Linked DNA regions of Homo sapiens: region 1 is linked to region 2. The links are chromatin contacts, found by Hi-C or POLR2A ChIA-PET in ENCODE. All regions are on one chromosome and are shown on one strand. Each heading gives the region's core, a stretch centred on a gene start or an enhancer-like site at or near the end of the contact. The rest is flanking DNA. Distances are from core to core; before and after follow the strand shown.

The links. A loop is a pair of places that touch in the nucleus more often than their neighbours do. ChIA-PET counts read pairs that join two places held with the same protein, here RNA polymerase II (POLR2A). Pooled maps may share reads with other maps.
Region 1: a loop to region 2 is called in a pooled map, with 2.2 times the contacts of the local background. The contact joins two enhancer-like sites. A Hi-C loop is called at or near these places in 3 of 168 maps with a recorded cell type or tissue (CD4-positive, alpha-beta T cell and naive thymus-derived CD4-positive, alpha-beta T cell), 1 of 37 single-sample maps with no recorded cell type and 8 of 50 pooled maps. POLR2A ChIA-PET finds 5 or more read pairs at or near these places in 5 of 52 experiments (AG04450, CD8-positive, alpha-beta T cell, T-cell and 2 more).

Annotation. Positions count from the first base shown.
Region 1 is chr5:126,996,134-126,999,880 of GRCh38, forward strand. The region is part of intron 1 of MARCHF3 (membrane associated ring-CH-type finger 3); the gene reads right to left. Among named protein-coding and RNA genes, the nearest start is that of MARCHF3, 33 kb to the right of the region's middle. Within about 2 kb of position 2,323, at least 5 of the 41 ENCODE cell types and tissues checked have a DNase peak (open chromatin) inside an H3K27ac peak, as active enhancers do.
Region 2 is chr5:126,850,217-126,854,495 of GRCh38, forward strand. No RefSeq gene overlaps it. Among named protein-coding and RNA genes, the nearest start is that of LMNB1, 75 kb to the left of the region's middle. Within about 2 kb of position 2,220, at least 15 of the 41 ENCODE cell types and tissues checked have a DNase peak (open chromatin) inside an H3K27ac peak, as active enhancers do.

The DNA of each region.
Region 1 (3,747 bases), core at 1,073-3,572, 150 kb after region 2:
CTTCAGGCCTCAGGTCTCTCCTTTTCTCCATGAGTCCCACTGTACCTCTAAAGTTATAGAGGAAAGAGCAGGAGAGGAAAGAGCAGGAAAGTTATAGAGGAAAGAGCAGGAGAGAAAGTGCTCCAAATGTTGCAGCACAGTCAGGATGCATGGAGAACAGAACCAGTTATCTGATTTGGCAATTAAGGAATCATTAAGCAGCTTTGATAGGAAAAATGTTAGTAGATAGTGGGCAAGAGATCCAGATGCAAATAGGTTGGTGAGTCACTTGTACTTGCTATAGCTTCACATATTTAGTCTCCCACTTTGTGTTGTCCATTAAAGCATTTCAGCTGGGTCCCTGGTTTAAATGTATTGCTTGTGGGCAATCATAGGGTTAGCAAGAGTTGACTGCAAGGAAGGAAAAAAAAAAAAAGAAAGGGAGAAGAGGGCACACTGGTGGCAGGCTTTAAGAGGGGTTGCAGCTCTTCTTCAGTGGGGATATGGATCTAGGATCTTTAATCCCTTTGAGGAGTGGTATTAGCAAAAAGCACTAATAAGGAATGCAGGAGAACCATCAGTGTAATATTATCGTTACCGAGAAAACTGGAAATCACCTAAATGTTCATCAACAGGGAACTGATTAAATCAATAATTGATTATTTATACAATGGGGTACAACAACGCAAGTAAGAAAAAAAATAAGCGTGAAGAGATAGAAAGATCTCTAGGATAAATTATTTAAAAATCAGAGCGCAGAAGAGTATATGTAATAGGCTCCCATTTATGTTCGCATATATATACAAACTTCTAGGAGGGTGCATACAAACTGTTAACATTTGTTATATCTGGGGAGTGAAAAATGAGGATAAGAGAAAGCAAAAATTTTACTTTTGAATTTATACCCTTAACAAATAGTTAAAAGCAACTCATATGATGACAATGAGTAAGTATTAAAGAATACTTACAGTACTTCCCAGGGCTGACCTGAAATTTAGTATGAGGACAAGCAACTACTGTTATAAAAGGACCAATAGATACCAGATGTTAAATTTAACAACTATTAAATCATTTAATTTAGTAAGTGGTTACTGAGTAGGTTACTGTCCAATCCTTAAGCAGCTGTCAATAGAGTACACGGACAAGTTAATACAAAGAGAAAGGTAACAGATATGATGTGAATGCATGGGAAAGCCAGGTAGTCAGAGAAGACTTCTTGGTGGAGGTGGGGATTAGGGTTTGGATGGGTGAAGCAGAAGAAACACAGAAAGAGCAACAGAATGAGAAGACAAGAAAAAACATGGTGGGCTTTTCAACGGACATGGAAGGGAAGTCAATTTGGTGAGGACTTGTCTCAAAAGGGATGGCAGAATGCTGCCTGAGGGAGGCTGGACCCCCTTACCAGGTAGAACTTCCTCTCTAATCCATAGGCTTTCGATCTCTCCCTATCACTGATACCCCAAGGTCGAAAGGACTGGGTCCTCAGGCCAGTCTGTCCTGTAGATTCACATCTTGTTTCTAATAGAAACAGTAGAATCATCTATTCAGTTATTTTTCTAAATTCCAGTTTACTCAAAATGACTGCATACTTAATTTTTTTGATAAGGCTATGCTTTTCTGCAAATCTCTTCCCCCCTTAAAATTACATTAGATAAATAATAATTCTCATTGCCCATTTGGTACACCTGGTCAACCTAGGCTTGCCTGCTACCACTATTGGGGAATTAACCATTTGTGCTATAGTATTAATATAGCAAAGAAACATAGCCGGTTGTTTTGGAGAATGACTATATTAAGCCTATTGACTGTTTATCACTAGAAAGAAAATATTGAAGCACTTTTATTACAGAAGTCCATTGGAGGCTATAGGCAGTCTAAGAACAACTGAGGAAATATTAAGAGAAAAAAGAGAATATTACCCTATCACTAAAAACTCTCCTGGCTGGAATCATAAAACAATCTGTTCAATGGCAGGAAATAATATATCTCACAACATGGGAAATCTTGGGTCTTGGAGAACTTTTATCTTTTATTTTGTCACAAGTAAATTAGAAAACTCCATGTACAAGGGGAAGAGAGGATTATGAAAATACAAAGGCAGTGTCCAAGTGGCCCATGTGGCAGTGGGTGAGCTGTACAACCAGGAATCAGCCAGGACCATCTGCTGATCAGTAAACAGAAAGTGCTGACTTATGGTGGACCAGAATTCTGCTCTAGTAGCTAAGAATAAAACACCAAGTTCCTGGTCCCTTTTCAAAGCACTCATTGGCTTTCTTCAAGTTGGAGAATATGCTCCAGCTTGGATCAAGAGTGAAACTGGAGAAGCTACACAAGATGGGCATTTGGCCTTTCACCAACATGCTTGTTCCTTGACTTGGCTCTCAGCAAACCCCATGCAAACATTCAGCATTTCACGGCTGAGGCCACACACAGAAGCCATCAGGTGGAGACAGCTGCAAATGTACTTTCTCACACTCACGCTGGGGAGAACAGGCAGGGAGGTGGGGTAAGGGAAGGTCAGGAGCAGGGTAAGAAGGAGGCCACCTCATGAATGTTTTAAAATCCTTCCCAGGTAGCCCACAGATGTTTCTGTGGCTACCAACCTGAGAAAAGCCATCTTTTAAACAGCAGAAATCTCACTCGTTCCCCTGTCCCACTCTCTCCCTGTCAATCCCCAGGACATGCCACAATAAGTTGAGAAGCTGTAAAGATCTGTGGTAAAAAGAAAAAGCTCCAATATGTCTGTGGATGTTACCTAAAGAAGCCCCGAAGTCAAGGAACAAAGTAAAAAACTGTGACTAAGAGTTGGAAAAAATATTACTACATGCCACAAGACATTAGGAGGAAAGTATGTGTGCCAAAAATCCAGAGAGGCTCCCAGAAAGTTCCCTCTCAGCAACCCCTCTCAAGGAGAACCAACTTATTGTACTTTACACATAATTGCTTTTCAGGTCTGCCTCACAAATAATTCCTTGGTGAATACCTAAGTCAGCAAAACAACAGGAATTTTTATACTGATCCTATAATACTGGCAGGGTGGTGAGCTGCAGGGCTCAGTTGGGGCAAACACATAAAAAATTGCCAACTTGCATAAGAAGTTTTTATCTAATGTAGATGATGCAGAAAATGTGTCCATTTTCTTCCTTTTTCCAGATGGCAGACTTTTTTTTCTTACACAATACCCATTTGTATGGCAATTATGCCCAGACCAGCTTTCAATGAGTCCATTAGAGCCGGCCAGTCCAACACAACTTCCTGCACAGCCTGTCCCTTGGGGACATGGATTCTGTTCACAGGGCAAAGACCTGGATGGCTTGACCCAGCTCCCGTTCCTCCAAGCTCTAGACTTCATCATTGTTCTCTCAGGCTACTCTCTCCCTGACCTTCAGATTTGACCCTCGTTGTTCTATTTCTAGGCCTAAATTTACCTTCCCTCCATTACAGCTTCACCAGCCAATCCAGTTGCATTGCAGTAATGTCTCTCAGCTGACTTGGTCGCTGGTATTCTGGCACCTGGCCACTTTAGGGGGGCAGAGAGATATATTTTCAAAACATGCTATTTGTTACCAGATGGTCAACTCCTCTACCAATCAAATACACATCATTTATTTGTTCAACAAACAATGAACACCGATTATTATAAGACTGTTAGTGCTGAAGGTACATCAAATAAGATACTGTCATCCTCAGAGCACTCAGCCATTACTAATGTACCACACTGGATAGAAATCAGCTACCCCATTGAATCCATATTATGGAAACAAAGCA
Region 2 (4,279 bases), core at 970-3,469:
TAATAAATATTAATATTAATTAAACAAACTTTTTTTTTTTTTTTGAGAGACGGAGTCTCACTGTTGCCCAGGCTAGAGTGCAATACAGCCTCTGCCTTCCAAGTTCAAGCAATTCTCCTGTCTCAGCCTCCCAAGTAGCTGGGATTACAGGTGTGCGCCACCATTCCCAGCTAATTTTTGTATTTCTAGTAGAGATGGGGTTTCACCATATTGGCCAGGCTGGTCTCTAACTCCTGACTTCAAGTGATCTGCCCACCTTGGCCTCCCAAAGTGCTGGGACTACAGGCATGAGCCACTGTGCCTGGCCCACAACAAACATTGATTAATCACTTACTAAGTTGCATGCTGTGCACTGGCAATACAATGGTGAGCGAAAAGAAATTTCTGCCTGACCCTGGTTGGGGTGGGGGTGGGGGGCATCAATCAAATATTCACACCGATGTGTAGAACAACAACTGTGGTCAACTGCTGTTATAAAAGGCAGGCACCACACGGCACGCTTCAGGAGCACTGGTCTTTTATGGGAAATGGTCATTAGGAAAGAATTGTCTGGTAGGAGGCTGAGTTTCAAAGGTGAAGTTCTCGCCTCCGCAGTCATGACAACAGCTCCAAGGTTGGGGACGTTAAGGGGGAGGTTCAAATTCTTTGACTTCTCGTTAAGACGATTTGAGCTTATTAAAAACTGGCCATGATCTCTCAGAGCATTAGCTAAGGGATACAGCTGGTGATCCTGATAGGGCATTTTGCTCTAACCTTGGAAGAATCCGTCTAGACTCCAGCCAGAACTTGATTGCAGACAGAACAGTGGAGAAAGAGGGGCCACAGTCCTGCAGCCTCAGTCTGTTTCCCTGGTGTTCCTGAGTGGTCCTGGGTACTCACAGGCACCCGAACTCAAGGGTCCAGGTCAGTCCAGAGTGCTTTCATGGAAACGGCAGGCTATGTGTGCCGAGAATGTCGCTCAGCCAATTGCATGGAATTCAGAGTTCCCCTGAGGTTCCCTGAGACTTGGTTCTCCCTGCTCTGATGGGATTTGGGATAGAAAGTGGGAGTGCCTGGTTAATTTGGAGTTTGAGGGCCTAGTGCTTTCAAAGAGAGATCCCCACCTGGGAGAATCATAACTCACATCCTCTTCCACCCTATACCTACCCGGTTTGGACAAGTAAAAGCAACACTTAAATAAGTGGCAAAATCTGCTTTTTTCCTGTTGCAAATTGAATATTATATGAGGGACAATGACTATTCCCAGCTTGATGCTTTGGAAAGTGCGTTTGGATTTTTCCATTTTAGACAAATGTCAGCTTTCCCCCGAAGTGGCCTCCATCGTGCTTGTTTGTTCCAAATCATTTTTCAATGCTGTGATTTCCCTTCTCTTTGCTTTAAACACTCAGTCACGTGGCTTGTCTCCACCGTGTGGAGGTGCCGGGTGCCTGGTTGGGTCTCTCTGCATTTCTGGCAGGAAGAAGGCATTTGTGAATACTGTCAGTACTTGTGACAGGTTGGTCACATTGGAACCTTTGCCCCTGTTGTTTAAAACCGAAGAAGACTGTGACTGTGGAGGTGCCCCGTGTGCTCAGCGCTCAAATGGGAAATGGAGAAGATTCCCGGAACGTGTTTGGCAGTCACTTCTGAGTTTTCCATTGAGACCCGAACATGAAGAAAATCTTCTGGCTCCTGCCAGTTGGCCAACCTCTGTCTGCCTTCCCCAGCTCACAGGGCTGCACACTGCATTGGGGCTGTCCTCCGCTGCTGGAAAATCACGCCGGTGCTCTTCACAAACACTGAACACTGGCCCTCTGCTTGATCCATGGAACCAAGATGACAGGATCTCCTGCCTGTTCTTGATAACAGCTGTAGTTTTATTTCAGATTTTCATTTAAACAAATAGTTTAAGGCCTCAGCTGGGAAAGAGGATTGAAGTATCCCCAATGGACAAAGCCTCTGGCACGCCAGAAAGACATGTGACTAAGCCTGAGTGACTTTCCTTCCTTCCCCTCCCAGGTTGCTGGGAGAAATAACTATGGGTTTTTGACAACTCTTTCCCAAAATGAATAGTGGAAGGCTGGGAAACACTGAATTATGAAATAAAGCAAGGCAGTTCATTTTGTCATCCTTGGCACCTGAATCCTAAACTACGGTAATGAGATCAGCCCCTTAACGGAGTACTCCAGGGTACCTTGCTCTTAGGCAATTTGTTTTTCTGTGTGTGCTCTTCAACAGACTCTGCAGGAAGTGGCTGACTTGATGCAAATGACTTTTTTGTTTTGTTTTGTTTGAGACAGAGTCTCACTCTTGCCCAGGCTGTAGTGCTGTGGCACGATCTCAGCTCACTGCAATCTTCACCTCCTAGGCTCAAGAGATTCTCCTGCCTCAGCCTCCTGTAATCCCGGGATTACAGGTGTGTGCCACCACACCTGGCTAGTTTTTGTATTTTCAGTAGAGACGGGGTTTCACCATGTTGGCCAGGCTGGTCTTGAACTTCTGACCTGAAGTGATCCACCTGCTTCCGCCTCCCAAAGTGCTGGGATGACAGGCGTGAGCCACCGCGCCCAGCCTGATTTTGGAGGGTTATAGTTGGGAAACTATTTAGTGCGCAGATATTGTCTCTGTGGTAAACGAGGAAACTGACAGGATTCCAAAAGCCTGCTGTTTGAAGGGGCTCATTCAGTTCCAAAAAGAGATGGGAGAGGCAGGAAACGTGAACATATGTGCTGCCTGCCCTCCATTGGTTTGTTTAATAACAAATTCACCCTGTCTGGGCTTGTGACCCCCCTCTCATGTTTGGAAGCGCTACTGCGGGGTTGTAGAGACAAATGAGTCATTTTCTGAGCTCTAATCCTGACCCCAGAGGGGCATGTGGCCACTTCTCCCTGACTTTTCCCGGGGGTGACTTGCTTCCGACACCTGCCGCCTTACTGTTTTTCCTCCTCAAGCAAGCTTGTTGCAGGCACTTCTTCCTTACTTGGTGCTGAACTTAGCCACAAGGAGCTGTCATCACGAGTGTGGGAGAGGGAGGAGAGGGGATCACAGGGGTTTCAGAGGGCTCACTTTGAGACTTGCTGATACTGACAACAGAGTTGACCTGGCCCAGGATTCTTCTAATGCTGCGTGTGACTGTGTGTCTGTGCCATAGTTTTTCAGTGTGTATTCATGCATGATGTATGTGTGTGGGGTGTTGGGGGTGGGGGGAGGGCAAGAGCGTTATTTTCTGGGTCAGAATAACCTTTTAAAATGGTAAGTTTTCCGCTAGGAGAGGAAACCCATTTTGCTCATCTGTCTAGATGTTTTTCTTCACCTGGGCCATGGAGGGCTTTGTTTCACAAGCTTTTCTCCTGTTTCGTCGTTCAGGTGGCAGAGATCGTTGCTCCGCCCTGTGACACACAGCCCACCCTCCATGTCCCACGTTGGGATGGATTACAGAGGATGTGCCCTCCTAGTGGCCCCCGCCAGCCACCAGAGTGAAGTTGATGCTTGGGTGCTATTGTGTCGGAAATTGGTGGGTTCTTGGTCTCACTGCCTTCAAGAATGAAGCCACGGACCCTCGCGGTGAGTGTTACAGTTCTTAAAGATGGTGTGTCTGGAGTTTGTTCCTTCTGATGTTCGGACGTGTTCAGAGTTTCTTCTTTCTGGTGGGTTCGTGGTCTCGCTGGCTTCCGGACTGAAGCTGCAGACTTTCGCGGCAAATGGTTATAGCTCTTAAGGCTGCGCTCTTGGAGTTGTTCATTCCTCCCGGTGGGTTCGTGGTCTGGCTGGCCTCAGAAGTGAAGCTGCAGATCTTCGTGTTGGGTGTTACAGCTCATAAAGGCAGTACAGACCCAAAAAGCGAGCAGCAGCGAGATTTATTACAAAGAGCAAAAGAAAAAAAACCTCCGCGGCAGGAAAGAGGACCTCACCTGATTGCCACTACTGGTTCGGGCAGCCTGCTTTTATTCCCTTATATGGCCCCACCCACATCCTGCTGATTGGTCCATTTTACAGAGAGCTGTTTGGTCTGTTTTACAGAGAGCTGATTGGTCTGTTTTGACGGGGTGCTGATTGGTGTGCTTACAATCCCTGAGCCAGACACAAAAGTTCTCCAAGTCCCCACTAGATTAGCTAGACACAGAGCACTGATTGGTGCATTTACAAACCTTTAGCGAGACACAGAGTGCTGATTGGTGCATTTACAATCCTCTAGCTAGACATAAAAGATCTCCAAGTCCCCACCTGACTCAGGAGCCCAGCTGGCTTTGCCTAGTGGTTGCGGTGCCAGGGCTGCTGGGGGAGCTGCCCGCCAGTACCA